Linked DNA regions of Mus musculus: regions 1 and 2 are each linked to region 3. Evidence: chromatin loops called from intact Hi-C (ENCODE). Cell type or tissue: heart. All regions are shown on one strand. Each heading gives the region's core, and the rest is flanking DNA. Links, peaks and the distances in the headings are about the cores only.

The links. Hi-C counts contacts between places; a loop is a spot of excess contacts. Peaks named below come from ENCODE experiments on the same cell type or tissue, not always from the same donor. Only the 100,000 strongest peaks of a DNase experiment are listed, where the experiment ranks them.
Region 1: a loop joins it to region 3, with 2.1 times the contacts of the local background. A loop is called at or near these places in 18 of 42 quality-filtered maps.
Region 2: a loop joins it to region 3, with 4 times the contacts of the local background. A loop is called at or near these places in 18 of 42 quality-filtered maps.

The regions. Positions count from the first base shown.
Region 1 is chr11:16,396,130-16,407,008 of GRCm38, forward strand. No RefSeq gene overlaps it. Among named protein-coding and RNA genes, the nearest start is that of Sec61g, 110 kb to the right of the region's middle. In heart, for the core only: a CTCF peak has its summit at 7,703 (motif pointing left); no DNase peak of the experiment used is centred there.
Region 2 is chr11:16,408,891-16,419,769 of GRCm38, forward strand. No RefSeq gene overlaps it. Among named protein-coding and RNA genes, the nearest start is that of Sec61g, 94 kb to the right of the region's middle. In heart, for the core only: a CTCF peak has its summit at 3,932 (motif pointing left); no DNase peak of the experiment used is centred there.
Region 3 is chr11:16,256,025-16,266,903 of GRCm38, forward strand. It overlaps Vstm2a (V-set and transmembrane domain containing 2A), which reads left to right and starts at 1,718. Exons shown (of 5, transcript NM_001290539.2): 1 at 1,718-2,062; 2 at 3,831-3,997; 3 at 5,414-5,464; 4 at 6,890-7,226. The coding sequence starts at 1,984. In heart, for the core only: a CTCF peak has its summit at 5,421; no DNase peak of the experiment used is centred there; H3K4me3 peaks cover 1,273 bases; H3K27ac peaks cover 343 bases; H3K27me3 peaks cover 2,678 bases.

The DNA of each region.
Region 1 (10,879 bases), core at 4,832-9,831, 140 kb after region 3:
CCTCCGCGGAGTCCCGGAGCCAAGGAGGCTCCCGCCGGGGCCTGAGGCACAAACCTCTCGGGCCAGGCGGACCACTGTGCTCTCACCAGGAAGGTGGCCGGTTGACTGGAGCCTAAGATGGCGTCGCCTCAGAAGCTCCTCAGCCTTCTTAATCATAAATAAACATCAAAAGTCCCAAAACTGAACTTTAGGCAGCACCTAGTGGAGCCAAGATCTGCTAGGCTAAGGGAATACCGAGAAACAATGTAATTGCTCACTCAACCCTGATTTGTGAATAAGGCTCAGCCAACAAACTAATTCCAAATGTGCATGCCCAAAAATCTGAACCACAAGCAACAGGAAAAGCAATACAGCTTTTCTGAAAAAAATTACCAATAGCAATAATAGCAATGATTCCTAATGAGAGCCACTTATACAAAACTCAGACAAAGACTTCAAAGGAGCAATTAAATGTGTGTTCAAAGAATTCAAAATAGATGCAAATAAACTATTAAATGAGTTTAAAGAGGAAAGGAAAAAAATTCATGAATGAATTCCAAGAGAACACAAATAAACAGCTGAATGAAATATAAAATTCAGCTCGGGATACAAAAATGGGAATTGATAAAGAAATAGAAGGGCTGAAGAAAAGCCAAACTGAAATAAAGCTAGAAATTAAAAATAAGACAAATCAAATAGAAATGTCAATGGAAATCCTCGTCAAGAAAATGGATGACACACAGAGTAGAGTAGTGGGGCTTATAGGAAACAAATGAGGACTTCAGTCATCTAATCAAAGAAAGTGATGAATTGGGGGCTGTGGGGGAATCACAAGACTAGAACATGTTCTGTGTTAAAAGACCAAATCTATGAATTATGGCATGGATGAAAGACAATTACAAGACAAAGGCATGGAAATATTTTCAATAAAATCAAATTTAAAAATCACAGTTTAAAAAAGAGATGCCCATACATGTATGAGGCACATAGAACACAAAATAGATATAAGCAGGAGAGAAACACCCTCCACATCCACTTATACTCAAAACACTAAACACCCATAACAAAAACAAAAGACAAAAAACAAACCAAAAGCTGAAAGAAAGGGGCCCATTACCACAAGGGCAAGTCCATCCAAAAACAGCTGTTTTGAGAGGGTGTTTGTTTGTTTGTTTGGGGGGGTTTGTTGTTCTTTTGGGTGTTTGTTTGTTTTTGTTTGTTTTGATGAAAACTCAAAAGCAAGGACTGAAAAATTGTGATTGAAACTCTGAATGGTGACAGCTAGCTACACAAACTAGTGTATTCATCAAAATTATTTGTTATAACTGAAGGATAAAGTCATATTTCTATGATAAAAATAGACTAAATGAATTATTATCATTAAGATAGCTCTAAAGAGAATACTTGAAGTAATATTTCAGACTGAAAATGTGGATAAACACATCCAATAGGCCATGGAGGGTAGGGAAAGGATATCTACTCTCTCCCCTCCTATTCAATATAGTGCTTGAAATCTTAGCAAAAGCAATCAGAAAAAAATGAAGGGAAAAAAGAGATTAAAAATAGAAAAAAAAAAAAGAACCAAATGTCCTTATTTGAAGACAATACAATTTATGCAAAACTCTAAACTACTCATCAGAATACTCATGAAACTCAAAAACACTTTCAGCAACAAGGCAAAATCCACAATTAGCATACAAAAATTAGTAACATTCCTATCTATAAATGAATTACAAAGCCTACTGAGAAACAAATTAGGGAAACAACTCCATTTATAATGTCTGAAAAAATAAAATAACTTTGAACCTATACATGAAAATGAAAACTCTCCACAGTGAGAACTTTAAAAAACTGAAGGGAAACAAATTGAGGAAGACACTAGATGGAAAGATCTCCCATGCTCATACACAGGAAAAAAGAAAATTGTGAAACCACCCATCTCCCAGAGCAATCTACAATTTCAATGTAATTCTAAGGAAAACACCAGTGACTTTCTTCACAGACATATAAGGATATTGTAAAATTCACATGATTGTAAAAAAAGGCTCCCCAGTCCAGGCCACCCTCAGAAAAAAAAAAGAAAGAAAGAAAGAAAAAAGAAAGGAAGGAAGGAAGGAAGGAAGGAAGGAAGGAAGGAAGAAAGAAAGAAAGAAAGAAAGAAAGAAAGAAAGAAAGAAAGAAAGAAAGAAAGAGAAAAAGAAAGAAAGAAAGGAAGAAAGAAAGAAAGAAAGAAAGAAAGAAAGAAAGAAAGAAAGAAAGAAAGAAAGAAAGAAAGAAAGAAAGAAAGAAAGAAAGAAAGAAAAGAAAAATGCTGGGGATATCATCATGACTGATTTGAAGTTACACTACAGCATTACAGCAATGAAAACATTGTGTGCATGGCACAAAAACAGATGTGTAGATCAGGGGTGCTGTTCACTTGCTGGTTGAGATCACCACAGTTCTTTATATAAGCACTGAGTGCTTTGCACTTGCCTCTTAGCACTGCCCTCATTGTGTCTCATACGTTTAGGTATGCTATGTTTTTGTTTTCATTCCACTCTAGAAAGTTGCTGCTTCCTTTCCTTATTTCTTTCTTGACCCATTTTCATTCCAAGGAGTTGTTCAGTGTCTATGACTTTGTAAACATTCTGTTGTCATTACTATCCAGCTTTCATCCATGGTGGTCAGATAGGATGAAGGATGTTATTTCAATTTTCCTGAATCTTTGAGACTTGCTTTGTGACCAAGTATGAGGTCAATTTTGGAGAAAGTTCTATGAGATGCTAAAAAGAAAGTAAATTCTTTTGTTTTGCATTGAAATATTCTGTAGATATCTGTTACACGTGTTTGGTTTATGCTGCCAGTTAATTCCAGTATTTCTTTTTAATTTTTATATGGGTGACTTGTCTATTGGCAAGAATGGGGTATTAAAGTCTCCCACTATCTGTATGAGGGTTAAATATGCGAGTTAAGCTAGAATAGTGTTTGTTTGTCTGGTTTTCATGCCCTTGTATTTGGTGCATTAAGAATTGCAAAGTCCTCATGGTGATTTTTTTTCTAAGCTAAGTATTACTTCTAATTAGTTTTTATTTAAATCTATTTTCTCAGATTTTACAATGTCTATACTGTCTGGCTTCTTAGGTCCCTTTGCTTAGTATATCTTCTTGCATCTTTTTATCCTGAGATTATGTCTATACTTTTTGAGGTGTTTTTCTTGGATGCTATAAGAAGAAAGATCCTGTTTATACATTCATTCTGTTAGTATATTGGGCTGGCGGCAGGGACTGAGACGACTAATATTTATTTATTAGTGAACTGTGTTTATTAATGGGGGCAATTGAGACCAGTGTTGTTTAGCCTTATGAATGATCTGAGTCTATTGATTCCTGTTATTTTGTTTTTGTGTTTTCCCCTCTCTTCTGATTTGCTGGGTTTGGATATGTGTTTTCTTGGCTATCATTAACCTCTTTGGATTGCAGTTTTTTCTCTTAGAATTTTCTATAGGACTGGATTTGTAAATAAATACTTCTTGAATTTGGTTTTATCATGGAATGTCTTTCTCTCTCCATCTACTATGATTAAAAGTTTTGCTGGGTGTAGTAGTCTGGGCTGGTATCTGTTATCTCTTAGAGTGTACTTAAAGTGTATAGAACAAATATCCAGGCCCTTCTGGCTTTTAGAGTCTCCATTGAGAAGTCAGGTGTTATTCTAATAAGTCTGCCTTTGTATGTTACTTTGACTTTTTCCCTTACAGTTTTAATATACTTTCTTTGTTCTATACACTTAGTGTTTTTGTTATTAATATTTGAGTATTTCTTTTCTGACCCAGTTAATTTGCTGTTCTATATGGTCCTTGTACCTTGATAGACACCTTCTTTTAGTTAGGAAAATTTTCACCTGTGGGTTTTGTTGAAACTATTTTCTATGCCTTTGACCTGGGTTTTTTTCTCTTTCCTGTATTTCTATCATTTGTAAATTTGGTCTTCTCATCCTGTCCCAGTTTTTCTACATGTTTTATGCCTGAATACTTTTAGATTTAACATTTCCTTTGACTGATGTAACCATTTCTTCTATCTTGTCTTCAATGTCTGAAATTCTGTCTTATATTCTGTTGGTGAGGCTTATCTCTGAACTTCTTATTTCAGTTTCTAAATTTATCATTTCCAGATTTCCATCTGTTTGGATTTTCTTTATTGACTCCATTTCTACTTTCAGGTCTTGCACTATTTTATTTATTTATTTATTTATTTATTTATTTTCACTGTTTGTGTTTTTATGTTTTATTAATGGATTTTTTATTTCCTGCTTAAGAACCTCTATTCATAAAGGCTATTTTAAGGTTCTTGTTTTGTGCTTCAGGTATGTTGCATTTTTTAGGTCCCTGCATTAGTATGGTTGCTGTACTCTAGTGGCGATATGTTGTCTTGGCTATTATTAATTGTGTTTTGACACTGACATCTAGCCATATGAATTTGTGATGGTTGTAATTCTTAAAGCTGATATCTGGTCGTGTCTTTGTTGAGTAGGAGTTTTGTTCCTTGTTTTCTATTGCCCTTTCTTTTCTTTGGAGGATGCAGTGGCTGTGACTTTGTGTTTTGCCTAAAACTAGATGCTTCAGGAATCCTTCCAGATGTAGCCACGTTGGGGTTCCAGGTACAAAGTGTTTCTGTACCGACACTTATGGATGGGGATTGGCTAGAATGGGGTAAGGGAGTGCTGAAGGCCTACATAGACAGGAAGAAATCTGCCAGTACAGCTAGGGTCTGCTGAATCCCCTTGAAATATGGTCCAAGAGTGAGGAGAGTTCACAGCTGCTGCCAACCTGGGTTTGAGACTGGAGGATTGGATTTTGCAGAGTGGAGGGAAATTGAAGATTGCCTAGAACTTGCTTAGCTAGTCTACTTATTTCTCTGAAAAGCTTGGTCCATGATCTCCCAGGGACAACCTTCTGGAAAGAGAATGAGTGTTGAAGGGGGTGGGTGAAGGGTTAGAAGAGAAGATTTTCTGGAGAGGGAGGTTAGCTCACTGTAGGTAGGGTTGAAACTGAGGTTGAATTTGGAGAAGAGGAAGAGGTGAAGATCTGCAGTTGCTCCTTGCTTCTATTCTGAGAACTATCTCCATCTTTTTAGCTTAGGCCTATTTTGTCTTTTCCCATAAGATACAAGATTAGACCAAGTGGTCACAGCTAGAAGGATTTCTGATGCATCTACTTTTTAGGCAATATACAGCTACTGTATCCTCCAAAGAATGGTCAACAGAAAACAAAGAACAAAACACTCACTCAACAAAGAAAAGACCATCTGATTTATTATTCTCTGTCTTCTGTTTGGGGAATAGAGTCTATTTACATATTAAGGTGGTTTGTGGAATTATGTGTTCATTTCTGTTATTTTGATGTCCATTATGAAAATTCATCAGAAGTCAATTTTTTAAATATAGCCTTTTTATTGCAATAATTTTAAAGAAAATGGAAACACAGATAGTTTTGCATGCATTAAACTTTCTAGAATGTATGAAGGTGATCCTAATAAGGAGTTCTAGTAATGAGGGAGGCAGTGTCTCACCTGAATATCTCTTGTCACTGGGCAAAGCTTTAAGTATCAAGAATGGATTGCATTCAATTGATTTGGTGGCCAAGGGGGTCTTATGTATATGCCCTAAACAACCCAGGCAGTTGCTTAGAGAAATGGTTGCTCTCCACAAACTGACATTGGGGCCCCATTACCAAGGACATTATAACTCATGAAAAATGGAAAAGTGGAGCTAGTATCTACATAGAGCCGTCAACCCTACATTCTAGTCTCTTTGGTTAGGTACACGAATGGCTATTGAAATTTAAAAAAATGGACACAAACCTAGCCACAAAAACTTTGAGCTATAATCTGTCCTGTCTGCAAAATATGCTAGATAAATAATGGCACTAAACTTGTGGGAGTAGACAATACATATACAATTTGTATGAAGGCCCACTCCACAAAAAGGAACCCACACTTGACACTGCTTGTATAACCAGGAATCAGAGACCTAGGATAAAGCCAAACACTATTAGTCTAAATAAATAAGTAAATAAGTAAATAAATAAATAAATAAATAAATAAAACCAGTGAAATGATTCCTAATGATATTCTGATAAACTCATAGGTTAACAGACATCATTAGAACAGTTTCTTCCAGCATCAGATAGGAGTGGATGCAGACCTACAGCCAGGCATTTCTTAGAGAGCAAGTCTAAATGGGAGGTCTCATCAACTCTTTCCAGACAGAGCTCAGGGAATCCTTCAGAAGAGGAAGCAGAAAGAATATAAGTGCCAGAGAGGAAAAGGAACACCAGAAGAACAAGGATCCTTGAGAGAGGACACTGGGAGAGCAAGGCTCTTTGAATCAACTAAGCAGGGCACATACCAGCTCATGGGAACTGACACAACAAGCATGGGTCTTACATGTATCTGCACTGAGTCCTCTGAATGTTTTTTTTTTTTTTTTTTTTTAGCTTTCAGCTCAATGTTTTTATAGGACTCCTAACTGTGAGAATGAGACCTCAGTAGGGAGAGGATTTCCTTTTTATTCCCAATAGTCTTTCTTTTTGCCAACAGAAGGCCTCTCTTCCTATAAATAGCCCTGTTGATATGAGTGGTCGCAAAGGCATACCAGCTATCAGTGTAGATATTACATCTCTTATCTTTTCTCAATACCAATGTCTTGTTAGATCTATTCAGCTTTCTGTGCTTACATTCAAGCTGAGAGTGGCTCTACCCATATGATCTCAGTGTTTGAGACTACCACTGCCCCAGCATATGTCTGCCCATCATGAATGAAGCTACTACCATGGGTGAAATATGTTGTGTCTGTATCAAACCAAGGGGTATTTTGAAGATCTGGTCTGGTCCCCTGAACGTGGGCTAGGATGTTTGAACAGTCATTCAGCAACCCTTTGAGATCTGGATCAGGCAACAGGGTAGCTAGATTCAGGGCAGTTGGGGCCTGAAAGATTATCCTATGGGGTTGAGAGGAGAGACTAGTAATGAATCATTCTAGTATTGGTCAGCCATTGATTGGGGAATTGTTTAAGTATCCCTTTGATAGCATACTGTGTGGTGACGGTCAGACTCTGGCCCATTGAGAGTTTGTTAGTATCCTTGACCAGGAGGGCCATTATAGCAATGATGTGCAACAAGGGGGCCACCCTCTGGTCACAGGGTCTAATTTTTTTGATAGGAAGATCAGGGTCAGGGCCTAAGAGTCTGCATCAATACTCCTTTTCCTACCCCAGATCTCTTGTCCATGAAGAGATGAAAGGACTTACATCTGGCAACTCCAAGGTGGGTGCAGAAATTAAGGCCTTCTTTAAGGCATCAAAGTTTTCTGATGTCCCTCTGTCCATATAAAGTTCTGAGGAGTCTCTTTGGTGGCCTCATATAGCACTTTAGCTGTTTTCAAAGTCTAGTATTCAAATTCTGCTGAATCCAGCAAACCCCAAAAATTCCCTTACCTGGCAGGGGGTCATGCATATTGGGCAGCACAGGACAATTTCTTTCCTGGTCTCAGAGAGCCATCTCCATCGTTTTTTTGGTTTTGTTGTTGTTGTTGTTGTTTTTTAATATATACCCTATATAGGTCACCTGTGTTGGCAGAGCTGAGCTTTCATAGTGGAGGTACCATAGCCCAAATTTCCCAGGGCCTCCAAAAAGTCCTGGGTTCCTGTCAGGCATATTTACTTGGTCTCTGCTGCCACCAGGAGGTCATCTACATACTGCAAAACAGTCAGGTTAGGGTGGTGGACTCTATGCTCACTCAGATCTTCATGGAGGGCCTCATCAAAAATGGTAGGTAAGGTCTTAAATCCCTGAGGCAGACGAGCCCAAGTCAGCTGTCCACTAATCCCAAGCTCAGGATCATGCCATTTGAAGGCAAAGAGATCTTAGCTCTTGGTTTCCAAGTGTTAACTGAAGAAAGAATCCTTTAAGTCCAGCACCCTGTACCATTGACACTAAGAAGGAACAGCACTCAAGAGAGTATAGGGTTTAGGGACTATTGGGTGGATATTCATAACCCATTTGTTTACCTCTCTCATAAGTCTTGTACAGGTCTATAGTTGTTAGTTCCAGACTTCTTGACTGACAGGAGGGGGATCTCAGAACCCCACATTTAATAGCCTCATGATACAGGGGATTATTCCTTAGCAATCAGAGACTCTGGGTGCTATTGGACCTGTACATGCTCAGCTGCTGCCTTGAGATCAATCCAAATTAACTCCTCCTGTCTCTGCCCAAGTGTTGGGGAAGCTACCTAAAGCCAAGTAGTGATTTCATCCTCTGGGATGGGCAGGGACTCAAACAACCAGTACTCTTCAGCTAGAGTCGTGGTCAGGACATGAATAGGCTTCCAGTTTGAACCTAATAGTTTGGCTCTCTGGGGAGGAATGAAGTTGTGCCCATTTTTGTCAACAAATCTCTCCCCAAGAGGAGGCATGGACATTCAGGTACAACAGAAATGAGTGGGTTACTCTGCCCATTTCCAAGTTCACTGTTTGTTTGTTTGTTGGTAGTCCATGAGTATTGTTTAATTCCTCTTTCCCCTTGGACCCAGGATTTCTTTGAAGAAACTTTACCCTCAGGCTTATAGGTTTTGCCTCAACTTTTAGAGTTATCCTGGACTCTGGGAGAGGATCTGAACACCCCCCCCCCCCATTCTTCATCCTCGAAGGCTAGGGTTTAGATAGGCTGCTGCTGCTGCTGCTGCTACTGCTTCTTCTTCTTCTTCTTCTTCTTCTTCTTCTTCTTCTTCTTCTTCTTCTTCTTCTTCTTCTTCTTCTTCTTCTTTTCTTCCTCTTCCTCTTCCTCCTCCTCCTCCTCCTCTTCCTCCTTCTTCTTCTTCCTCTTCTTCTTCTTCTGGCATTTTCTGGCCCAGTACTCCTCCACCTTACAATAAGCACATTGGTTCTTTCTTAAGTGTGGGTATTCTAGATCCTTAGGGCACCCCCTTACCTCCTTCTTTGGAAGCTATCTGTTTTAGGCTTCTCCTATGGTCTTCTGGCTTGGCTGTGGCTGACAGCAGGATCTTTGCCAGGTCTTGAGTCTGTAGCCTCTGTCCTCTCATCTGTTTTTCCTCTGAAGTCTCTCTTCCATTAAATACTCTCTCTGCCACTATCACTAAGTCCCTCACACTCTTTTCTCCTAACCTTTCAACCCTCTGTGCTTTTGATTGATATCTGGTGCTGCCTGATTAATAAAAGCTAGGGCTACTCCTCCTTTTGCTTCTGATGAATCAGGGTCCATGTGGGTGTATTGTAGGAATGCCTCCATGATCCTCTCTAAGAAAGCTGCAGGACTCTTATTATCTCCGTACCTAATGTCATACATTTTCGCAGATATGTGGGCCATCTGCCTTAAGGCCTTCCAGCAGAGCCTGACAGTAAACCAAGAGCCTCCTCTTACCTTCAACAGTGTTAAAGTCCCAATCTGGGTGAGTTAAGGAGAAGTAAGCATCAATAACTAACTGCTTGGTTATTGCTGATCTCCCCTGTGGAGCCAGGAACCTGTTTCTTGGCCTCTTTCTGGATTCTCCCTCTCTTTTCACCCCTACCTTATGTAACCCCTCAGGCAGAACAGCAGTTGCCACAGGCAGCTCCATCACAGGTGGGGAGCAGGAGACCTGCTGAGGGAGACAAAGCTGAAGCCAATGTGGGCTGCCTCCAGACCCAGTGTCTGTCCTCCTTCCTTTGTGGTGAAGAGAAACTGCAAAAAAAAAAAAAAAAAAAAAAAAAAAATGTTGACAATCATCCCAAGTGCGCTGGTAGGTGAAGAGGTAGAAGAAAAATGGTGAGATACCAGTTACTGAAAGTATGACTGGAAAAATAATCAGAGTGAAAATAGCGGTTAATATAGAAAGATAAATAAGACTAGAGAATGGAAAACTACAGATGAAAGGAAACAAAAGATATAAGGCAAGAAGATGAGGTATTCTTGTCTAAAAGAAAGAAGAAAAAGCAGTACAGAACTGCAACTGGACAATCTAAAGCAATCCCAGATATCTGGCATCTGACACAGGGCTTCCAACTGCAGGTCGGTCTGTACCCTTAGAGAAAAACTATCAAGGAGAGAAAGAAAGAGAACAGGAACATAGATGAGTCTGGTCTGGTAAGCAGACATTAGCCATTAAAGGAGGACAATGTAGAAGTGAAGGGACAAGAGCTGTGTTGCAGCGATGTCTTGTTTCTAGCTGGACTTTCACAGCTTTGGTACCTGGAGTTTGCCAATGCTACCTCATAGCTATTGCCTCTATGGTTGCTGCTTTCTTCCAGTGCCTTGGCTAACTCTGCATGTTTTATTTTATTTTATTTCATTTGAAATTGACAGCGCAGTAAAGGAGTAGTATTAACCTTTCTCATCTATATTCACCACAGCCATGGTTGTAGCCAATTGTAAATTAAAAATATAAGGAGAAAACTGTTTCTTCGCTGAAAAATGTACATGTATTCTTCTTGTCATTACCTAATAAACACAATATAATCATTGTTTTCATTATATTAGGTATTATAGGTAACCTGGAAATGAGTAAATATATGTAGGACAATATGCATAGTTTCTATGCAAATATAAAGCCATTTCATAAAGAAACTTCAGCATTCATACATTTATACCTACAGAGCAGTAGAATGAACATATATGTATATATTATATTAATATATACATTGACTGAGAAGCTGTTTTACTGTTTTCTAGATTTGTGAAGTAAAGTTTCTATTAGCTTATCACAAAATGACAATTAAAATAGATTCAGTCATATAGATTACATTTGGAGCTTAAAAAAATGCCCATGCTAAGTGTTTCACATCTGCCTCCACAGCTGGCACTTAGTAACTACTCTTTAAGGATGGGGTAAGTATCATCATAGAGTTCAGGGGGACATAGAAAGGTGG
Region 2 (10,879 bases), core at 825-5,824, 150 kb after region 3:
TATATATGCAACACAACCCCTACACCTAAGGCTCAGAGAAAATAGCGGGAGAGGAGTCAGAAAGATTATAAGAGGAAGAGCTCCAGGTCACCCACGAATAGGTAGCACACCCTATGCAGGATAGGGGAAAATGTACCCATATAATCTCAACAATAAGGTAACCTTAAACAAGACCAGCAGGATGAAATACCAAATGACATGCCAAAATGGACAGGGGAAATTCTATATGCTCCCATCACCAAGTAAAGAGCTACAAGTGGTCAATGGTTACCAAGAGAGCTAGAATTTCATTTTCTTCATTGACAAGCTCCTGCCCAGGATGTCCATTCCCAAGGAGTCGGCCCTGGATACATATATATAGGAGCAATAGTAAATGGACTCTGTGTGTGTGTGTGTGTGTGTGTGTGTGTGTGTACGTGTAACAGTAACACTTTTAAAAGAGACCAGGAATTTGGGAATAGGGAACATGGAAGGGGTATGATGTGGGAGGGAGATATAAAAATAATAAAGATACACTGCTCATAAAAAAATATTCAAAAATAAATTAGTAAAAAAATGTTTTTGGTTTTTCGAGATAGGGTTTCTCTGTATAGCCCTGGCTGTCCTAGAACTCACTCTATAAACCAGGCTGGTCTCGAACTCAGAACTGTGCCTGCCTCTGCCTCCCAAGTGCTAGGATTAAAGGCATGCACCACCACCACCTGGCAAATTAATAAAATTTTAAAGGTGGATAGGATTAGCAGTGAAGATATGTAAGCAACTGCCTGGAGGAAGTGGCTACCAAAGGTATTAGTGCATATTAAGGGGGTAACTATTCCTATCTTTTTAGCCTGTCTTCTTCAGATGAATTGGATTTCCTGAGCAGTGATCTCCTGACCAGGTGATTGACAGGCTCAGTTGGATTAATGACTAATGGTAAGTACAGTATGCAAAGCTGTAATCTTTGGGGACATATCAGAATGTCTCCACCCAGGGCAAGAGGCAGAGTTCATATTCCATTCTTCTGACTAGGAGATGTAGCTTTGCCTTAATGGGCTTTAACTGTAGCCCTTATACCTCCACTTTGCATATGGTAAGTGGTGGATAGAGTCCAAAGCTGATCATGAAGAAGGGTTCCATCATCAATAGCTTCTAAGCCCACTGTCCTTTTCAGGACCTACAAGACCCTGCTTATCTCATGGCTGATTTGTACTATGGAAGGTAGTGGCAACCCTAAATGATTGATCTATAACCTCATAGTCTTCGTCTCTAATATAAGAAGGGAGCACAAATTTCAGCAGTAGTAAACAAAATGCGACCAAGTCTTTGAATCAATAAAAGCATGCAATTAATAAACATGCCAACTATAACTCACTATATTCTTATACACTGCCCTTAAAAAAATAAAATTTATTTTATTTTCTAAAATGTAAGGGAAATATGGGAGAAAACTAAGCTGTGTTGCTACCTTAACTTGGGAAGTTCTTTGTGATAAAACCATACCGTCGAGATATGTTATTCATTATCCATTCATCTGTTGCTATATAGTAACATATGTAATATAATTCAAAGCTCTTTCATTCTCCCTCCACTGCTATTTTACCTGCTTTATTTCCCAATCTTTTTTTTTTACATTTTCCTCTTTACCTATTTAAGTAATACCAAAGATTATTTTCAGCTAATATTAACATATTGTTTGGGAGAACTCTCAGGCCCGATTGCCACCATGGAAGCAAAGCAAAGATGAGGCAATCTTGAATGCACTAGACACCAAATCAAGTTACTTTAGGTGAATACTGGAATTCCACTGTTTTTACCTATGGTTAAAATCTATAATTATTTTATATGGGAATCCAGAGAGTATGAAATCAATGTAGATCTGAATGAAAAGAAAGGAGGGCAGGTGCTGGCACTGTCCTCAGTCAGGTTGGCCCTCTCCTCCTCACCTGAGAGCATTACAGGTGGTCAGGTCAGAACAAAGGATGTCCGGGTTCTCAGCCTTCTTAGGCAAACAATTGAAAATAAGGGTTCACACCAATTTCAAGGTGTGAAATCAAGTAATCAAGGTAGCTTTACTCATAGGCAAAACCATGGTGTGATTATGAAGGGAGACAGTGTGAAGACTGACAGCTCATCTCAAGGACCTCGGGACCTTCATTTTATGGGGTTCAAGAGAAGTAGTTTGGTAACTAGGAGGTATAGTGAATGTGGTTCTCTGTCTTTACTGAAAGATCAGCTCATATATTCACTTTCCCCTCCCCATAACACATCTAAATTTAGTCATACGCATGTCCAGATATGCCTAGGCATGAGATGGTAAATAATATAGTCTAAAAGAGTACTAGGAGACACAATTATGCATTATCCCACATGTACCCAGACCGGACTGCCCTTCTATTCTTCCTGCCTAGATATATTATCAGAGCACATGGAAAGAAACTGTCCAAATGTAATTGTCTCTGGGGCTGAGGACACTTACACTGTAGCTTAGAGATGTTGTACATGTGGCCAGACTCAAGTGAGAGGTCAAGGTGGTTCTGATGTTTTGAAGTGCATGGTTTGTGTGCACATATCTGCAGGTAAAGGACAGGGCTTCCGGGTGCGTTATTACCAGGGTGTGTGTGCATAAACCTAAATCAAATATGCCCCCAGGGTACTAAATTACTTCATTTATGTGCCTTCATTAGGTGGTCATGGTCAGGGCACTACCCTGACCACTTCCTAAATCAGCCAGTCTAAGATCTACAGCCTGATTTTGAAAGAAGACCAGCCATGGAATGTGTACTGTGACTAACTTGACTTACTTCAGAGAATCATATAAAATACATCTTACACGAGGGAATGGTAGTTGAGTGTCCCCGTGAAAAAAACAGCTCAAAGCCTGGATCTGGGGAATGTTTTCAGCAATGAGAATTACCAGGATCCTGACCTTACATAAATTCATTATGTAAACAGAGATAAAGTGCTGGAGGCAGGAACACTTCAGGCAAGCAGTGAGAGTCATACCCTTGAACTCTAAGTTCATTATCCAGCAGAGGAAAAACACTTTGCATAAATCATTACCAACCAGTGCTTGCTGCACTAGACAGGTTCTCTGTGTATAAAGTCCCCAGGGTCTCACCTACCTTGGAGTAGATTTAGGAATGCTCCACTCAGACCAGAATGAGGGGAGACTAAAAAGAGTCCATCTGGCATGCCAACAAAGTAAATGAGGAACAAGGCATCCGAGAAATTAGTGTTAGCCTAGAAGCAGAACTACTGAGCTCTCCAGAAAGGGGAAAAGAAACCTTCCATAAGAAGTCACAGACAGGTAATAAGAAATTTCAATCAGGTGACATTGAAAATTAAACTTCTTTTGATGAAAACACCGTAGATTTCATTCTTGACAAAGGTAAAGAGATGGAGAGTGGTGGGGAGAGCCTAATGTGACATCATCGGGCTTTATTTTAGGGAATCAATGAAGATCCAAAGTGGAAGATTATAGGAAGCAAAAGGAGCTGCAGAGACATATCAGAGCCCTGCAGAGATTCAATGCAAACTGCCTTTGAGTGTGGGGGAGGGAGGAAACAGAATTTTTTCAAGTCTGAGAACTACTAGACACCCATAAACAAGTGTTCTACGCCCCTTGCATTTGAGAGTCAGGCATTAATATTTCATTATTCAGCTGAGTTTCCAGAGATCTATCACGAAGTCAGAGATCAGGATTTTGTCTTGCATCACTGCCCTCAAGTGGCACGTGCTTGGTGTCTGATTCTAAAAACCGCACCCTAGGATTTGGGTTTCTTCGCCTCAGAGTCACTCACTGGTTTGGGAGGCTTCAGCATTAACCTGCTTTATGGAACAGAGTTCAAGCACAGTGAACAGAGCTGGCATTCAAGAATTCAGTGTGGAACTAGTGAGGGCAGTTACTCCAGTTAGATCGCAGGACTTCTAAACCTTTCTGCAATGCTGCCACCTACTGTCCTGTTTAAAGCTGAGCACAGGCAAAGCCAATCCCACTGCTGCAGAACAACTGCTGGCTAGGAAGGGAAAGGAAGTAATTTTTCCTGAGCTAGGAAGAGATTGCATCAACTTGAACTTGAAGAATAAGAGTGATCTGTCTCGACTGTTAACTAGAGCTGCCTTTAAAGTCAGGCTAAAACCTGAAAGAGAAAAGTCTAAAAAAAAAAAATCGCAGCAGTTGGAACAGACATCATACCTCATACACTCAGAACACATCAAAAAGTAACCAGGTTCCTTCAGTCTCTATGGACACAAAATATGGCCTCTGAGTTCATTTCTTTAGAAAGGGGGGGGGGGGGACAGGGACAGAGAGAGAGACAGAGAAAGAGGAGTGAATGTGTGTGTGTGTGTGTGTGTGTGTGTGTGTGTGTGTGTGTGTGTGTGTATGAATATATAGTCATATATACAACCTCAGAGCCAGTCAGATACCTCACCCCACACCCCACCCACCATCTGGGCCCTTTCCTTGGAGGGACAGCCAGGTGGAGAAGCAGTTTGTCTAAGGAACAACTAATGAATGAAGTGAAAGTTTTCCTCTCACTCCATAGACAAGGACAGGACCATAGGCATGCCATTTAGAAAAGGCAGGCATAGGCCAGCAGAGACCCCTGCAGGGTAGACTATGCCAAGCCCTCTGCACTGTCTGAAAAGCCTACCTGAGAGTCTAACGCTGCCATCTAAGAAAAAGATCCTCTTTGTTTTAAATTGTCCTAGACCTGCCTTCTGAAGAATTCTTCCTTGATTAACCAGCTTCATTACCTTAACTGTTATCTGGCACTATTTCTTTGGCTAATAATTTCTTTCCTAATTCCAGATAAATCTCAGAGTTTCTGACTCATTTACTTCAAAACTGATCTACTTATCTATCACTACACCAAAGTATTTTCCCAGAACATAAAATCGACCTTGTCAACCCTTCATTTTTTTCATTTGCTTTCTCAGTACTTACCTACATCAGCTTCAGAGAGAAGAAAACAAAAAATAAAAAAACATTATTTTAACCATTGACATGAGGTTTTGCTATAGTAAGATTACAGCTCAAAACCTTTTATTTCCTTACCTTATTTCTTGCTTTTTGTGCTCCCAAATGCTTTGGAATTTGCAACCATTTGAGCATTGAAGCCTCTTGAAAATTACCTATATATTTTGAGTTCTTCTCTGTCTTTGAGAATCATGCCAATACAGCCCAGTGTAGCAGATAATATATTCACATCTCAACATCTTCAATTACTTTTACTACACTTGCTGATCCATGAGTTTCACACTCTCTCTCCAAGGATATTACAGACAATAATTGTACTGAAGTATTTCCAGGATATAGCATAGCTCATCATCTGCCTTGCCAATCACTACCCAATCTAAAATCAATATCAAATGTAAGATTCTATAGATAAAACTATTCCTTTTTGAGAGACTAATTCTTGTACCAGTCCTGATAGTCTATTTTGTTCCGGTTCTCAAATTTTGACACAGAAATGTTTCTGTCTTCCTCATGTAGCAAGTTAGAGCAGTCTGGTTTGCCATCAAGTCATGACACTGGCCAGCCAGTCTCATTTCTTTGTAACATCTTCATACTCAGCACACAGCCTCCAAAGAATTGCCACCAAAGAAGATCAGAGATATCAAAGAAGTCCTTTTGGTGCTGGTTTCTAGTACCAATCATGTTTCTTGTTAACGCAGCAGCCTTTTCTGAGTGCCTGCTAACTGTTGGATAGAAACCACGCAAGGAGTCAAGACATAGCAGGAACACAAATTATTTCATTCCTAGATCTTGTGTTTTTTCACTGTATTAGGTGAGATAAGTGTGTGACTGATAACACATTTTCACAATTGATTACTCTGGTAAATAAGATGTATAGTAAGTAAAAAGCAGTGTAATACAAGCACAGACCTAGCTTGGGGGTGAATGGAGGCTGTACAGCTTGACATTTATACCAAGGAGACAAAGAGAAGAACAAGAGGAAGCAGCATTCAGATCACTGGTTTTACATACGGGTAGGGGAGAGTGCCGCCCATAATGAATGTTGTAACTGCCAACAGCAGTCTTGGTTGAGAAGATCATGTATTTCTTTTAGGATACACTGAAACCACAGTTTACATGAGATCTTTGTGTGGAGATGTCAAGTAGACAGCGGGAACTAAGGCAGAGCTTATTTGTAGAGCAGAGCCTTATGCCATAATGAGATATATGTATATAAACATACATATTTCTTTGGGCTTGCACTGTTACTTTAGAAGACATCTTAACAGTGCTGTATTCCTCCCACAAGATATACTTTATTGACTGCTGTAGTTTGGATACTGAATGTTCCACCTCCCATGACCATGTAGTTATATTTATAAAACATCTTTATATATTTTATATAAATATTTTCATTTAGTCCCCAGAGTGGCACTATTGGGAGCTCATAGAACTTTTGAGAATTAGCTCTAGAAGAGATCTTTAGATCATTTAAGGTGAATACTCAAAAGCCATTATATAGTATTAGCTCCTTTCTCTCTCTCTCTCTCTCTCTCTATTGAGTCCTGGCATTAAGGGAATGATTTTGTTTTCTCTTATTGCCACTATGACATGCTCTCTTGTCCAGGGATAAAAACAACTATAATAGTCTAAATTCTCAAATCTGAGTCAAAATAAACTCTTGCTCTTTATAGAGCTGATTGCCTTAAATAGTTTTAGAATGAGTGTCAGATGATCCCTAGGCAGTAAGAAACCAGTCATAAAGAAGGAAGCAAACACTTCTAATGTGAGCAGCTACAGATAGCCCTGTGTTGCCAGGTTCTGAACTCAATGGCCTTTCAATAAACTTATCAGTCCATGCAGCTCTTGTTCCAGGAAGAAATCAGTCATCACACACACCCAGGGATTCATCAATCATTCTTTACCTCTCCAACCATTCTTTTATAACCTCATACTCCACCACACATGAATGTTTTTGTTTCTCATTCTTTGAGCCCCCCATTCCGCAAGAGTTTTTCCTTCTCTTGCTGTCTAGAGAATTTGCATAGTGAGTGTTCTTTCTCTTGATTCTGTGGGCATCATCCTTCATAGTCCCTGAGGCCTAATCATGGATGACAGAAACAAGGCAATAGTTTGTTCTAGAAAATGTTTACTCATTGAGGAAACAACTCCTTGCAACAAACAGAGCAGTACAGAAAAGCACAACTGATCAAACTGCAGAGCAACGAAGCTCAGTCCCAGGATAATCTGCAACGTGACTCCTGCACCTAAGGCTTACAGATCATTGCTCAGAATTAATTTTAAATGAGACCATTCCTGTTGCCAGCCAATTGATTTGTGACAATACTGAATCACTGAAATATCAGCAAGAAAGACTTGCCAATTTTGACTGTCACTTTACATATCTAATATGCCCATAAACACATGACTAAAAGCAACATGAAAAGCATTGACCATTTATTGTCATGTATTGTCTTCCCATGTTGTAGAAGACAAGGCCACTAATTCTTCTGTGTTATTCTGCATAGTTTACTCAGCCTCTTAGGAAGCAAAGTGCTGGTCTCAAATTTCAGCTTCACTTTACTTTAAACATGTAGCTCTGCTTAAGAAATTAATGTTTATTGTAGGTCTTTAATATGAATACATTAGTAGTAGTGCATTTATTTTAATTCAGTTGATTGTTAAAGCGTAGAAATCTGTGTCTGAAAACCTCAGAACATTATTTGAAATGACTCTTCATATGAATGAAAATCTACAAAAAAAAAAAAAAGAAAAGAAAGAAAAGAGAACCAGTTGAAGGTCACCATGCAAGGAGACGACTGTGCAGCAACAATTAAGAACAGGCATCTATTTTAATTTTTCAGGTGTGTGTTGATGAGGTGAGTTGGAACTGTTTAATTGCTAATCTCTCAAAGGAAGGAACACACCATGTTAATTAAATGCAGTGATGATAGAAAATGTGGAGGTGGATTAATCACTTCTAATGACAGAACAATTTTCCTTAAAAGTGAGTTTTACAAATAAGAAGTAAATTAACCAAAAGGGAACTCTGTTCTTAGAAAAATGCACGCACACACACACACACACACACACATACACACAGCCAAAATCCTCCTGCTGTTTAGATTACAGTATGTTATGCTTTTAAAGTTGTTATTTTAAAGGCACAATAATCAGTAAAGACCAGCATCTAAATCTCACTCCTTGAGCTAAGACAAACCAAGCATCTGCTATGTGCATATAAAACCCTGGCTGGGAGTCAGTGTACCTCTTTACCTTGTATTTTAAGTCCACTTATGTTGCCATGTGGCCTTCTATATCAATTATAAGAAATCAAATCACTTTTCTCTGGTACCTACCTAATGTAACATATGAAACATTTTAAACAAGTAGGAATTCAGGGTTATCATTTTCTTAACTGAAAATGCTTTAGAAGAACACGCACACGTCTCCAGAAAGCATGTGAGTGTTGATTTACAAATGTAGAAGATGATCTTATGCAAAGTACAAGTTACAAAGATGAAAATATCTGCTATTGGCTAGTATCTCAAACTAAATATTGTAGCAAGGAGAACTGCAGTTGATGTTGATTCTCAGCAAGCTAGGCACAGAAGTAGGATACATACAGGGGAGTGAGCAGGGACCAGGAGGTACAGTTCCTATATGAGAAAGGAGCCTTACTGCGTTCTTCTGTCACATTAAAAGTCAAGATTCATCACCACCAATCTATCTCACATAAACGTGGCACCTAGCATTTTAATCATAGCACTTCAACCCTGGCCCTCAAAGTGCCTAAAAGCAAAATTGGCCCCAAAATGAAACATTGGTCAGTACCATGAGCACTAGTTGCCCATCACTAAAGTGAAAACTGTATTTCATTTGATACTTTTCTCCTGAAGCTTAGAGTGCTTGAAGATATGTCATTGTTTAAAATATCCACAGCACTTGTATTAACTACTTTCTCTTTATTGTCACAAAATACCTGACAAATGCTGCATCAGAATAGAAGAATATATTTTGGCATAAGAGTATATTTTCCTGTCATGGCAAGGAAAGTGTGCTGGTGAAAGTCACTAGAGTTATTGGAGCAGAAGCAAAGGACACCTGGTCACATAGCTCACACAGTCACATAGCAAGGACAGGTGAATGCCCAAGCCCCAGCTGCTTTCTCTTAGGTGTTAGTCTGGGTTACAGATCATGGTGCGATGCTCCTAGTTAAAACTCTCTGTAAGCACTCACAAACAAGCCAGTTGTCTTTCCCAGGAGATTTTATGCTGTCATGTTAACAATCATGGTTAACTATCACACATCTACCCCTTATAAACTTGACAACCAACTTTTTTTTCCTTTTTTTTTTTCCATTTTTTATTAGGTATTTAGCTCATTTACATTTCCAATGCTATACCAAAAGTCCCCCATACCCACCCACCCCCACTCCCCTACCCACCCACTCCCCCTTTTTGGCCCTGGCGTTCCCCTGTACTGGGGCATATAAAGTTTGCGTGTCCAATGGGCCTCTCTTTCCAGTAATGGCCGACTAGGCCATCTTTTGATATATATGCAGCTAGAGTCAAGAGCTCCGGGGTACTGGTTAGTTCATAATGTTGTTCCACCTATAGGGTTGCAGATCCCTTTAGCTCCTTGGGTTCTTTCTCTAGCTCCTCCATTGGGAGCCCTGTGATCCATCCATTAGCTGACTGAGCATCCACTTCTGTGTTTGCTAGGCCCCGGCATAGTCTCACAAGAGACAGCTACATCTGGGTCATTTCGATAAAATCTTGCTAGTGTATGCAATGGTGCCAGCGTTTGGATGCTGATTATGGGGTGGATCCCTGGATATGGCAGTCTCTACATGGTCCATCCTTTCATCTCAGCTCCAAACTTTGTCTCTGTAACTCCTTCCAAGGGTGTTTTGTTCCCACTTCTAAGGAGGGGCATAGTGTCCACACTTCAGGCTTCATTCTTCTTGAGTTTCATGTGTTTAGCAAATTGTATCTTATATCTTGGGAATCCTAGGTTTGGGGCTAATATCCACTTATCAGTGAGTACATATTGTGTGAGTTCCTTTGTGAATGTGTTACCTCACTCAGGATGATGCCCTCCAGGTCCATCCATTTGGCTAGGAATTTCATAAATTCATTCTTTTTAATAGCTGAGTAGTACTCCATTGTGTAGATGTGCCACATTTTCTGTATCCATTCCTCTGTTGAGGGGCATCTGGGTTCTTTCCAGCTTCTGGCTATTATAAATAAGGCTGCTATGAAGATAGTGGAGCATGTGTCCTTCTTACCAGTTGGGGCATCTTCTGGATATATGCCCAGGAGAGGTATTGCTGGATCCTCCGGGAGTACTATGTCCAATTTTCTGAGGAACCGCCAGACTGATTTCCAGAGTGGTTGTACAAGCCTGCAATCCCACCAACAATGGAGGAGTGTTCCTCTTTCTCCACATCCACGCCAGCATCTGCTGTCATCTGAATTTTTGATCTTAGCCATTCTGAATGGTGTGAGGTGGAATCTCAGGGTTGTTTTGATTTGCATTTCCCTGATGATTAAGGATGTTGAACATTTTTTCAGGTGCTTCTCTGCCATTCGGTATTCCTCAGGTGAGAATTCTTTGTTCAGTTCTGAGCCCCATTTTTTAATGGGGTTATTCGATTTTCTGAAGTCCACCTTCTTGAGTTCTTTATATATGTTGGATATTAGTCCCCTATCTGATTTAGGATAGGTAAAGATCCTTTCCCAATCTGTTGGTGGTCTTTTTGTCTTATTGACGGGACAACCAACCTTTAAAACACAGCATTCATCCTGTGGCCTTCAAAGTGAATTTAATTCATCCATACAAGTCCTCCAAATAGTAATAACTCTATTTGAAATCCCAACATCTCTTCTGACACTCAAGAGCAATTCCTAACTTTGTGTCAATTTAAAATTGAGA
Region 3 (10,879 bases), core at 2,461-7,460:
GAATGCGTGCAATATGTTGTTTGGTTTTTGAAGTATTGGTTGCTGTGGAGTGTTTCCCTGCATTGTGTTTCTATGCACTGAACAGCTTCTCCAAGACAAAATGGTAGAACAGAAGAAAGACTTTTTAAAAAAAAAAATTATGACAGACTTCAAAATCCTTTTTCTGCATTGGTTGCAAGGAAGATGGAGAATATGTCTAGCTTAAACATAACAGATGTGAAATATTCCCCATGCCTATCAGTAATGGGAGTAACTATATTTTCACAAAATAAAATGTTTTGCCATGAAGTTCATGTACCTTCATTTTTTATTTTTATTTTTATTTTTTGATATTTTAAGTTCCTGATGCATTCAACTGTAGCAGACAAGTGCTTTAAAATACTATGGCCATGGTAGGGTTAAGTTTTTGTGTGACAGGAAAGCCATCAGCCAAGCACAAACTCAAAACTTATAAAATGGAAATATATAAACTTCACTGGTTTCTGGTAGCATTATTAAGATTAATGCATATTTCCAATTACTAAGGAAGACTATATGTCTATCTACATAGGAAACTATAATGAAAATAATTTAAATTATTCGGTGATTTTGGATAAAAATAAAATTTAAAATGCAAGTTCATTGACCCAGGGTTGAGTTGGGCAAGAACTGATAGGAGTTTCTGAGTGTATTTGTTGTTTTAAGATTCTTAATTTTAAGAATACAGTATACAACTCAAGCTTTTCCAAAGCAAATGACTAGGCTTATTCCAAGTCCTGAAACTTACTGGAGGGTTGTGTGTGTGTGTGTGTGTGTGTGTGTGTGTGTGTGTGTGTGTGTGTGTGTGTCTGTGTGTGTGTGTGTGTGTGTGTGAGAGAGAGAGAGAGAGAGAGAGAGAGCCTGCTAAAATATTGTCTATTCACATAATCCTAAAGACTATTATGTAATTAATGTTATGCAAAAGGAACTGAACAAAACAAAAATAAATCTTGTAAAGAGGACCTTAATGATTTGCAAAACCCCTCCTCCACCCAGAATACTGTGGGAGGGAGGCAACGCAGGCAATGGGTATAAGCATGAAAAAGATGATACGCATAGCGTTATGGACTTTTCCTTCTGGAGCATTCTCTAATACATGACTTTTGTACTTTTTGTGCCTTCCATTCGCCAGCTGGAGTGATCTGGTGCCTGCATGAATGGCCTCTCCTGGGCTGTAAACTGCTTACAATACATTCTGGTGAAATAATAATAGCATAAGATCATTTTAGCTGGAGCAGTTAATAACTGGTTAAGCGCCTTTTTCCTCCGTGGGCTGTTTTCATCTCCCCAAAGCAGTCACTCCCAACCCACCCCACTCCTCCTCCGTCTTTAACAATGCCTCAACTTCCTCCTGAAATCCCTAACCCCTACCCCAGAGCAAACGCCAAGACCCTAAACCTGTCCTTCTCTCTTTGCAAAACGCCATCTGATCCAGCTAAACCCGAGCTGACTGATGGGAGTAAAGGCGGACTGGAGAGCAGAGATCTGCCAGGGCCCCGCATCCCCACCCCCGGCCGGCAGGTGCGCAGTCCCGGCGCTCAGAGAGTTAAAGGCATCATTGCAGCCATTAGAGGCAAAGTTGGGCGCCGCGCGAGCCCAGTCCGCGCCGCCCTGCGCCCGCTCCACTCGCCGCGGGCTCGCTGGGCGTGGGGAGGGCGGCGAGCACGCAAGCCGAGCGACTGACGTGGGACGAACTGCCAGGTAGCGGAAGCAGCCAGCCGGCGGCGGAGACACTTCACGGCGTGGCAACCCGGGTCTGTGCCTTGAAGCCTCCGGATCGCAGCCAGCTCGGTCCATCCCTCACTAGTCGCAATCCCCTGTGTCCAAGCTACTCTTTGCTATGAGCGGCAGCATGCGTGCAGTATCGCGCCCCAGGCTCTGAGAGCAGCCTGCGGACACGCTTGCCTATCTGTCTTTTTAGGTTTTGGGGCTCTGGGCTACACGGATGTGCCCCACTCCCTTGGCATGATGGGGATCTTTTTGGCGTCTGTTGGATTTATGTTCTTTTCCGTGTTATATGTACAACAAGGGCTTTCTTCTCAAGGTAAGTCGGTTGCTTGTGATGTGTTTGTGGTGATGCGTGTGTGTGCTGAACCAACTCGAAGAATGGACAGACAGCTGGAGAGTGGCTCAAACCAAGCCAATAGCGGGTTTAGATAGTATGAATAGTGTTCATTTGGGCTTTTTCTCCCAAAGTTTATTAATTGCAAGCAAGCCAGGTTTCCGAGAAACATCTAGTAGATGCAAGCCAGGTAATGATGGGTGAGTTCAGTGAGCACATACACAGGTGTGTGTGTGTGTGTGTGTGTGTGTGTGTGTGTGTGTGTGTGTGTGCATTTTCACTGTGCATGAAGAAGGCAAGCACTCAGGAATACAAAGCTGCTCTTTGGAAGGGGCTCCTCTCTGGAGGCAGAAAGCTGTAGTCCCCTTCTCTGGTCCCTGTGACTTCTTCCCCATGTGTTTACCAGAGGACCCACAAGGAGCTATGAATTGCATCATAAGAGGCAGCAGCCTGCTGGGCCCAGTTGTTCAGGACTTTGCAGGCTGCGGTGGTTGCTTCAACACCATGAGCAAATCACAGTTTTTGCCTGCTGAAGACTGCATCACTTCTGCAAGCAGAAATGCCCCAGTCCACTAGCTAATGTAAGCAGAAAAGCCTTTTCAGACGGTACCTTTTGAATAGTGTCCATTTCTATAAAACATAAAATGTTCACTTTAATTATTGCTCAATTTGGGGTTTCATAAAACAGTGAAAAGAGACACCCAGATTCACTATCTTTAAGAAAAGAGGAGAAAGTGGCTGTAATCATTCCTGCCAGCCTTTCAGTCACCCTCCTTTCATATGTGTGCCTGTGCTTGTCCTCTTCTCTCCCCCACAAATAAAAGGCTCCTTCTAGACAGACATCAGGTCTTTGCAAAGTACCCCTTGGATAAGCTAAGAACAATCGCCTTCTTAACAAAAAAACAAAAATTCCATGTTCGAGGATCCCTCTAGGGAGGGAGGGGATTTTATTTTTGTGACTTTCACATGGATCTATTAATCTTACAAGCTGGCAGTGTCAAGGTTAGTTGCAAAGGGGCTAGACGGAGTCTCTGTGGTATCTTTCAAATAATCTTTGATCTGATCTAAACATGCGATGTATGATTTTTATATCTCCTTACATATTGCAATTTACAATGGCTTGAAGGGAACAAATGTGAAGGTTAACTTGTGGAGATGAAACATATGCCTCTTAGATAGTGTGCAACTTGTTTCACTACTGTGGGCTCCAGAACAAAATTGCTAACCACTGTTTTGAGAGATTAAGAATGGGCATTTTGACATATACTTATGACCCACTTCTAACAGGAAACATCCCAGTTAGTCATAGATTGTTGAGAAACTTAAGAATCTAGAGGCTTCCTCATAGATCATTTTTGACAGATGGTCTAAATTGCACCTCCCTGGGTCTCTCAGTAAGTTTTAGGGAATGCTGCAATCTGACAAAAGATGTTTGATTCTAACTCTAGGCATCTTGGCTAGCAACAAGAGCTATTGGCAAGCTCATTAACCTTTCCATTATCTGGACTTGATCAACAACAAAGTGATTTAGGCACTACACCAAGAGCAAGACATGCAGAGGCAGAACAGTGGGGATGGGGAGGCCCACAGGGGTGTGCTAAGGGCTTGTTGTTGCTGTTTTTCTTTTCTTTTTTCAAGGCCCACGAAAAAGAAAGGCCAAGCAAACAAAAACTTGTGTTGAGTTCTCCAGGAAAGAGACATTGGCAAAGCTGGTGTAGATACACCAAAACGGTGCATTTTTGTCTTGCAGCAAAATTTACCGAGTTGCCGAGAAATGTGACTGCTACCGAAGGGCAAAATGTGGAGATGTCCTGTGCTTTCCAAAGCGGCTCTGCTTCAGTGTACCTGGAGATCCAGTGGTGGTTCCTTCGGGGGCCAGAGGACCTGGAGCAAGGCACGGAGGCTGCAGGCTCGCAGGTAGCCATAGCTCAAAGCCCACAGAGCCCCCGCATGTCACTTTGTTAGTTCTGTGCAGGTCTATCTAATCATTAGCCAGGGACCAAGGCACTGCCCATGGGGCTTCCTTGCGCTGGGAGAGTGAGCAAGGTTGAATTTGTCCTAGTGACAGTAAGTGAAAAACACCTAGGAAGTCGCAGGATCTGAGGGAGACTTTCCCAATTTAGACTGGAATTAAACAGCTCTTAGTAACGGGTATTATGGAGCTATCCAAACAGGCAGTGTGTCTCTGATACAGCTCAGGACATTCTCCCACCCTCCACCAGCCTTCTGTTTTCCCAGCATCAAGAGGGATGTTCCTCCTCTCCTTTCTATTCTCTTCTAGTCTGTCTGTCTGTCTGTCTGTCTGTCTGTCTCTTTCTCTCTCTCTCTCTCTCTCTCTCTCTCTCTCTCTCTCTCTCTCTCTGAAGGAGTGAGAGAGGCGGGCAGGAGGGAGGGAGGGAAGGAAGGCGGAGGTGGGGAGGGGGAGGAGAAAGAGGAGGGGAGGTAGCAATGGGGTAGACATCAGAAAATAAAGGAGAGGCCCTGGACTTGAGAGGAAAGTAGAGCAGGAGATGAGTAAAGGAGGGAGAATGGAAGAAGAGGAGGAAGGAAAATCTAAAGAGAAGCTAGAAGAGTCGTGGTAAGAGCGGGAACCCGGAGGCCCACGAAGCAAAAGGGACTCGGACCTGAGACCTAGAGGATGAGAAAGTCTGTAGAAGAGAGCTGCGGACTGGTCAGCAGCGAGAGCAGAGATATGGAAATTCTTCCGGAAAACTTCTATCCTCACTCTTGTCCTCGCCTGGGTTCTCCGAACCCGCAGGCCAGGCAGACTGAACTGCGAGGCACAAGACCTGGCAGCGCTTTAACGCTAGCACCGGGCCATCCAAGGGGAGCACAGCCTTCAGGGATGCGGGGCACCACAGGGACTCTCCAGAGTGTCTCTAAGATAGAGGAAGCCGCCAGAACCTCGGTTACCCTTAGTGACCGGGAACCGGCGACCATGGGAATGCTTGGGGACGACAGGAACTCTCCAGGGTGTCACTAGGACAGAGGGGACCACGGAGACCTTAGGAATTCTTGGGGAGAGCCGAGGACTTAGTGATGCCCAAGGAAGACATGGAGACCCCGGGAACTGCTTGGGAATCTGGCGCGGGGACGGGGAAATTCAGGGATTGTTCCAGGGAGGGACAAGGGAGGCAATCCAGCCCCTAGCCTGGCCTCGGGACTGAGTGCGGTTGGGACCTGGGTCGTTCTTCCGTCTCTTAAATTGCTTGGTTTGAAGCGTTTCAAGAAGGGAAGACGGGATCTCTACTAGCAGTTGGGGCGCTGCAGTATCGCGGCGCCTGGGACTGAAGAACTCGGGCGAGGTTGAGCATTTGCACCCTTGTCCTACAGGTGGAGCTCTTACCCGACAGAGACCCGGACAACGATGGGACCAAGATTAGTGTGAGTGTCACAGGGACCAGCGACAGGGGGCACATCCTTTAGTAAACTACCAAGCAGATCCAAGATGGATATTAGTAGAAACGGTTTTAGATGTAAAACCGTTTAATTCATTGAGCTTGAAGAGGTAACTTTACAAAATCAGAATGAGAGACAGTTCTCTCTTTATACCTCATTAAATCCCTAAAAAATGAGTCAAATTTAGAGTCCATAAATAAAATTGCATGTTTTAACCATGTAAATAATTACAAATTTGCCATAGTGTTATTTTGTTAGCAAGTAGGATTATTGCACTGTTTTTTAGTAATCTTTTTCACACTCACCTAACAATGAAGGCCTGCAATACTTCAACATTAATAATTTTAATAATTCAAAGTAATAGAATTATACCTACTCTCAATATAAAATAAAAATCTCAAGAAAACAAAAATGAAACCATCCGTTAGGACTTTGAAATGTAATGAAGTAGTGTAACTCAATTTGGATATTATTCATAATTCATGTAAAGTATTTCTAAATATTGTATTCAAATAAATCACAAAAATATAAAACCAAAGTAAATATACACCTGTTTTTAGCCCAAACTGGCCTGCTGATAATATAAAGATGTGGATTATTTGTAATAATTACAATAGCCATGGCTAGAATATCCTCCATCATCCTTCATTTCTATTTTTATAAAAATCCATCATATTCTTAAACCTGGCATATGTAATCTTTGAGTCTGTCAGTCATGGGTTGACATATAATATATATCAAATTTAACTGCATATATGTATATATAGAATACACAGTATATATTTAATATTACATTTTAGACATATGATCTTATTATTAATCTGGATAAGATTATTGGAGTAAGTGGGGCTGACCTCAGTTTTGAAAATCAAATCAATGTTCCATTAACAGCATCACAAGTTTATATAATGACTGGAGCATATTACTGAGCCTTATTCTGTAGCCTGAGTCCTGCTAGTAGGACTCAGTAGTAGTCTGTTAGTAGGCAATTTGGAAAAAAAAATTACTCTCTAAGTCTATAAGTAGTGTTTTCAGTAAAGTGCACCCTCTTTTATTAAACTATTATAGCCAACACTCCCACTACCCCTTGCCCCATATTTGAGGGAGTTGTCATATAGCTGTAAAGAAGAAAAATCTATGCAGTGTTTCATCCAGCAGAGCCAACCAGGCAGAGATCAGTCTCCTGTTATGACAGTCTGGGAAACGAGGACAGTAGAGTCACTCTGGCACTGCTAAAATTGCACTTATGACCTCTCAAGTAGGCTTGCTCATAGACCAGGATAAATAATGACCTTCAGGTTTGTTCTACGAAGCCAATAAGATGCTTAAGTTTCCCAACATTAGTAAATTTAAAGGGTGGGAATAAAACCCTTTGATGTGAAACTTTGTTTTTCACCTGCAATTTTTCAGACAGTGAAAGTCCAAGGCAATGATATCTCCCACAAGCTTCAGATATCCAAAGTGAGAAAAAAGGATGAAGGTTTATACGAGTGCAGGGTGACTGACGCTAACTACGGGGAGCTTCAGGAACACAAGGCCCAGGCCTATCTGAAAGTCAATGCCAACAGCCATGCTCGGAGGATGCAGGCCTTTGAAGCCTCACCTATGTGGCTGCAAGACACGAAGCCTCGAAAGAACGCATCATCGGTGGTTCCCAGCAGCGTCCACAACTCTGCCAACCAACGAATGCACTCCACCTCCAGCCCTCAAGCGGTAGCCAAAATCCCCAAGCAAAGTCCACAATCAGGTATGAAAACGCATTTTGAGCCTTTCATTTTATCACTCACAACCCTGCTACCCAAAGCTCGGTTCAGTAGCATAGAGAGATTATTATTAAATGGCTTTTCAAATAGGAGACTGAGTTCGATTGAAATAAGGAGACATGAGCCATTCAGAGCAGGAGGCTGGACGTTCAGGATGAGTTTGCTCCATTAATCCCTGGCACTGTTTCATATCCAGGGATCTGAGAGCTGCACCCTTTTGTTCTCCCCCTTCTTTCTGTATTTACACACTATAAGAACAATAAATCATGTAATGTTGGCTCCATTATAAATGCATGTTCATTTTCTCTACAGATTTATGTATCAATAATGACCCAAATTAAGAGGCTTTCACTTAATCAAAATGGAAATGAAAAAGACTCACCATAATCATCCATATATTTAGTGACCTCTGGCTTTAAGCAGAGCTATTCTCCAAGGGCTTTTGATTTTGAAGGAGAAACTTCAGCTGCCTGAGATGAAATTGATGGTGATAATGGCAGGAAGTAGGGGGGGGGGTGGGCAAGGAAACAGTGCAGAGATAAGGCAGCTCCTACAAATGTGCCTTGGATGCCAATTTGGAAACTTAGTCACACATCTCTCGAGTCAGCTGTGCAAGTTAAAGTAATTCTGAACAGCATTAACTTATGCAATTGTTCCACCAATGGAAACTCACTCTACTTCTAACCTTGATGTGGGATAAAGGCTGGCTGTGTTGAGCAGGCTTGTACAAGACCCCCAGCTGTCCTATTTTCTCAAACGCTTTGCCTAACACAGGATAAGGGGAGCATCATACCTGATATACATGGAATCACTTGTTGTGATGAGTTATTGCTTCTTTCTTTCCACTTGCAATTTTTCTGGTAGTGAAGTCCAAGATAATACTATCCACGGAAAGCTTGAGATAGCCAAGTGGGGTTTATGCCATGAGTCCTTACAGAAGTGCAGGGTGACTGAAGCCAGCTATAGGGAGCTATAGCAGCACAAGCCCGGGCCTACCTGAAGGTCATTAGCAATAGCCAATGCACACTTCTAAATTCTAGCTTGTTAATATGGTTAAGAAATATAAGTGCCAGGTCTAGGGTATAGCTCAGTTATACATCACTTTATTAATTTGTGTAAAGCCCTGGATTCAGCCTCCAGCATCCTAGAAAAAAAAATCAATCAATCAATAAAAACTAATAAAATTACGTATGCCAACATGCATCTCCTCTTTATGCTTCTTGTTTGAATAGACATGATGTAGATTCATCAGGAAGCTCAGATGGGGTCCTGTGCATTCTCTTTGCTTTAGATGCTGATGAGACCCCTGTTATGTTTTAATCACATTAACATAGCCATCTGCTGAGTGATGGCTGAGCCTTTCTGGAAACCAGTTTTTCTGGCTTTGTTTAATTTTTCTTATGATCTCTTTTGTTTTGCAAATTCAAAAACAAAGCCTGTAGAGCTACTAATGGTTTCATTGTGAGAGTATACAAATGGCTATCTCAATTAGATTTCTTAACTATTATTTTCCAATGATGAAACTGTGATCTTTTCATCTTCTTTTATATTATAACCCCAAGAGGCTAAACTCTACCTGTAGAATTACAGCAGTCCTTGGCAGTCAATTTACAATAAAATTAATGAGAATTCTAAACCCCAAAGAGAAGTTATTAGCATATATAGAATATTCCAAGCTAGACACCATAAATCTGTGTGATAAAGTCAAAAGGAGCAAATATTACATGTGAGAAACTAAAAAGAATGAAGTGTTCTCTTTCTAAAATATCCTATCCACTTTATGATATAAAATAATGTACTCTAAAAATATGTACTTTATTTTGCTATCTCTCTTGGAGCTGTGATTGGAACTAAATTATGAACTGAATATCTTCAAACAATTTTCAAGTAAAATTACTGCCCATTTTGCATCTTCCCATCAGCCCTGTCCTTAACGCAAAATTGTTTTCCTAAAGGTTAAAGGGGAGAAGTGTGTCTCTCCTGGAAGCCTCTATCCAGTAAAAGCTTTGTGTCACTCCCTTCCTGGCTGTAGCAAAGAGGAACCTAAATTTTCTCAAAATGTTCAGTATTCCTTCTTCTACCAGTGGATACGGGAAAAATCTCCCATGCGCTTTTATCCACAGCTTCTAATCCTCTTGTTCAGAAGCCAAGGCTTTCCAGCCACTCTAATGTGTTGTCGAAGTTTCATGCCTGCACGATCGTCTCATACAATACAGTAATTGAGATGGATATTTACACATTACATAGACATTGTACATGTGACACTCCTGTCCCAGTTAATAATTTTGCTTCACAACTTTCACAAAAGACTCAAGTGCACCTTATTACAGCACCTCCTTTATTTACTCATTTACCTTCCATGTATGCAAGGCGTGACAAACAGAGGAACACAACAGTGAAAGGCGCACTTACTCCCTCTACAGGATTTGTTTAGTTTCCCATTTGGAAAAAAAATAAAATAAATAAAATAAAATAAAATAAAATAAAGTAAAGTAAATTAAAATAATTGAAAATTTTTAAAAATTAAAAAGGATATCCATAGATTCCATAGAGTGTGCAGTTTTTTTTTTTTATGGTGAAGACCTAAAAATGAAAATCTTTCTGTGAGTGACAAATGTCTATACTAGCCTTTTATGGTTTATCAACAGATATAAGGAGGCTTACATCATGTATAGCAGTGGTTCTCAGCCTTCCTAATGCTGTAATCCTTTAATACAGGCCCTTGTGTTGTGATGACACGGAACCATAAATTTATGCTGGTGCTACTTCATAAATTAAATTCTGCTACTCTCGTGAATTATAATGTAAATATCTAATATGCAGGATATATGATATGTGGCCTCTATGCAAAGGTAGTTTAGCTACCGGAGAGGTCATGACCCACAGGTTGGAAATTTCTTTTCTCTAGCATCATCATATTAACCTGTGCCACAATAAACTAGTTTCTTTGGCTCTTTGTTTTTATTACACTCTTTGGCTTGTCTATTTAGATTCACATGCTTAACTATAAATTCATACAATTTTCCTGCCAAGTAATTCCTGCATCTTTACAAATGAAACATTAGCTGACAATAACTTTAGATAGAATCTTCAAATTGTTTTAAAAGTTAATTTAGCTTTAAAGCAAAATTAAGATGAAAAGGAAGAGAGAAAAGCTGCCTTGTGACCTACTATATACCCTGTGACCTTCCATATCCCACCAGAGATAATAGTGCAACTAGTCCTAGGTGTTTTCCCCAACAATTTCATCAAAGTTAGTGATTATATGTGTTCCTTTCTTTCTTGTAATTATTTTCTTTCTCTCTATAAAATCTTTCATAAATGACAAAGTTATAAATTCTTAACTTTTAAAACTATTTAAATTTTATTTTTATCTTATAACCAGAACTAAATTTGAAATAATAAAGAAAATATAATGCAAACAGTTAGACATAACTTTCTTACTATTTTTTTAATCTTCAGTTCTTTAAAGCTCTCTCCAGTTCTGTATACCTGAGACAGAATTTGTTCCTATCAAACCCAGGTTCCAATCATGTTTTTGATCTACTGTGTTTTATTTTTATGATACACAAAGCTTAGAGAGAGAAAAAAATGCCATCAGATTTAATGCATGAGCCAATCAGGGTGAAAGTAGGGA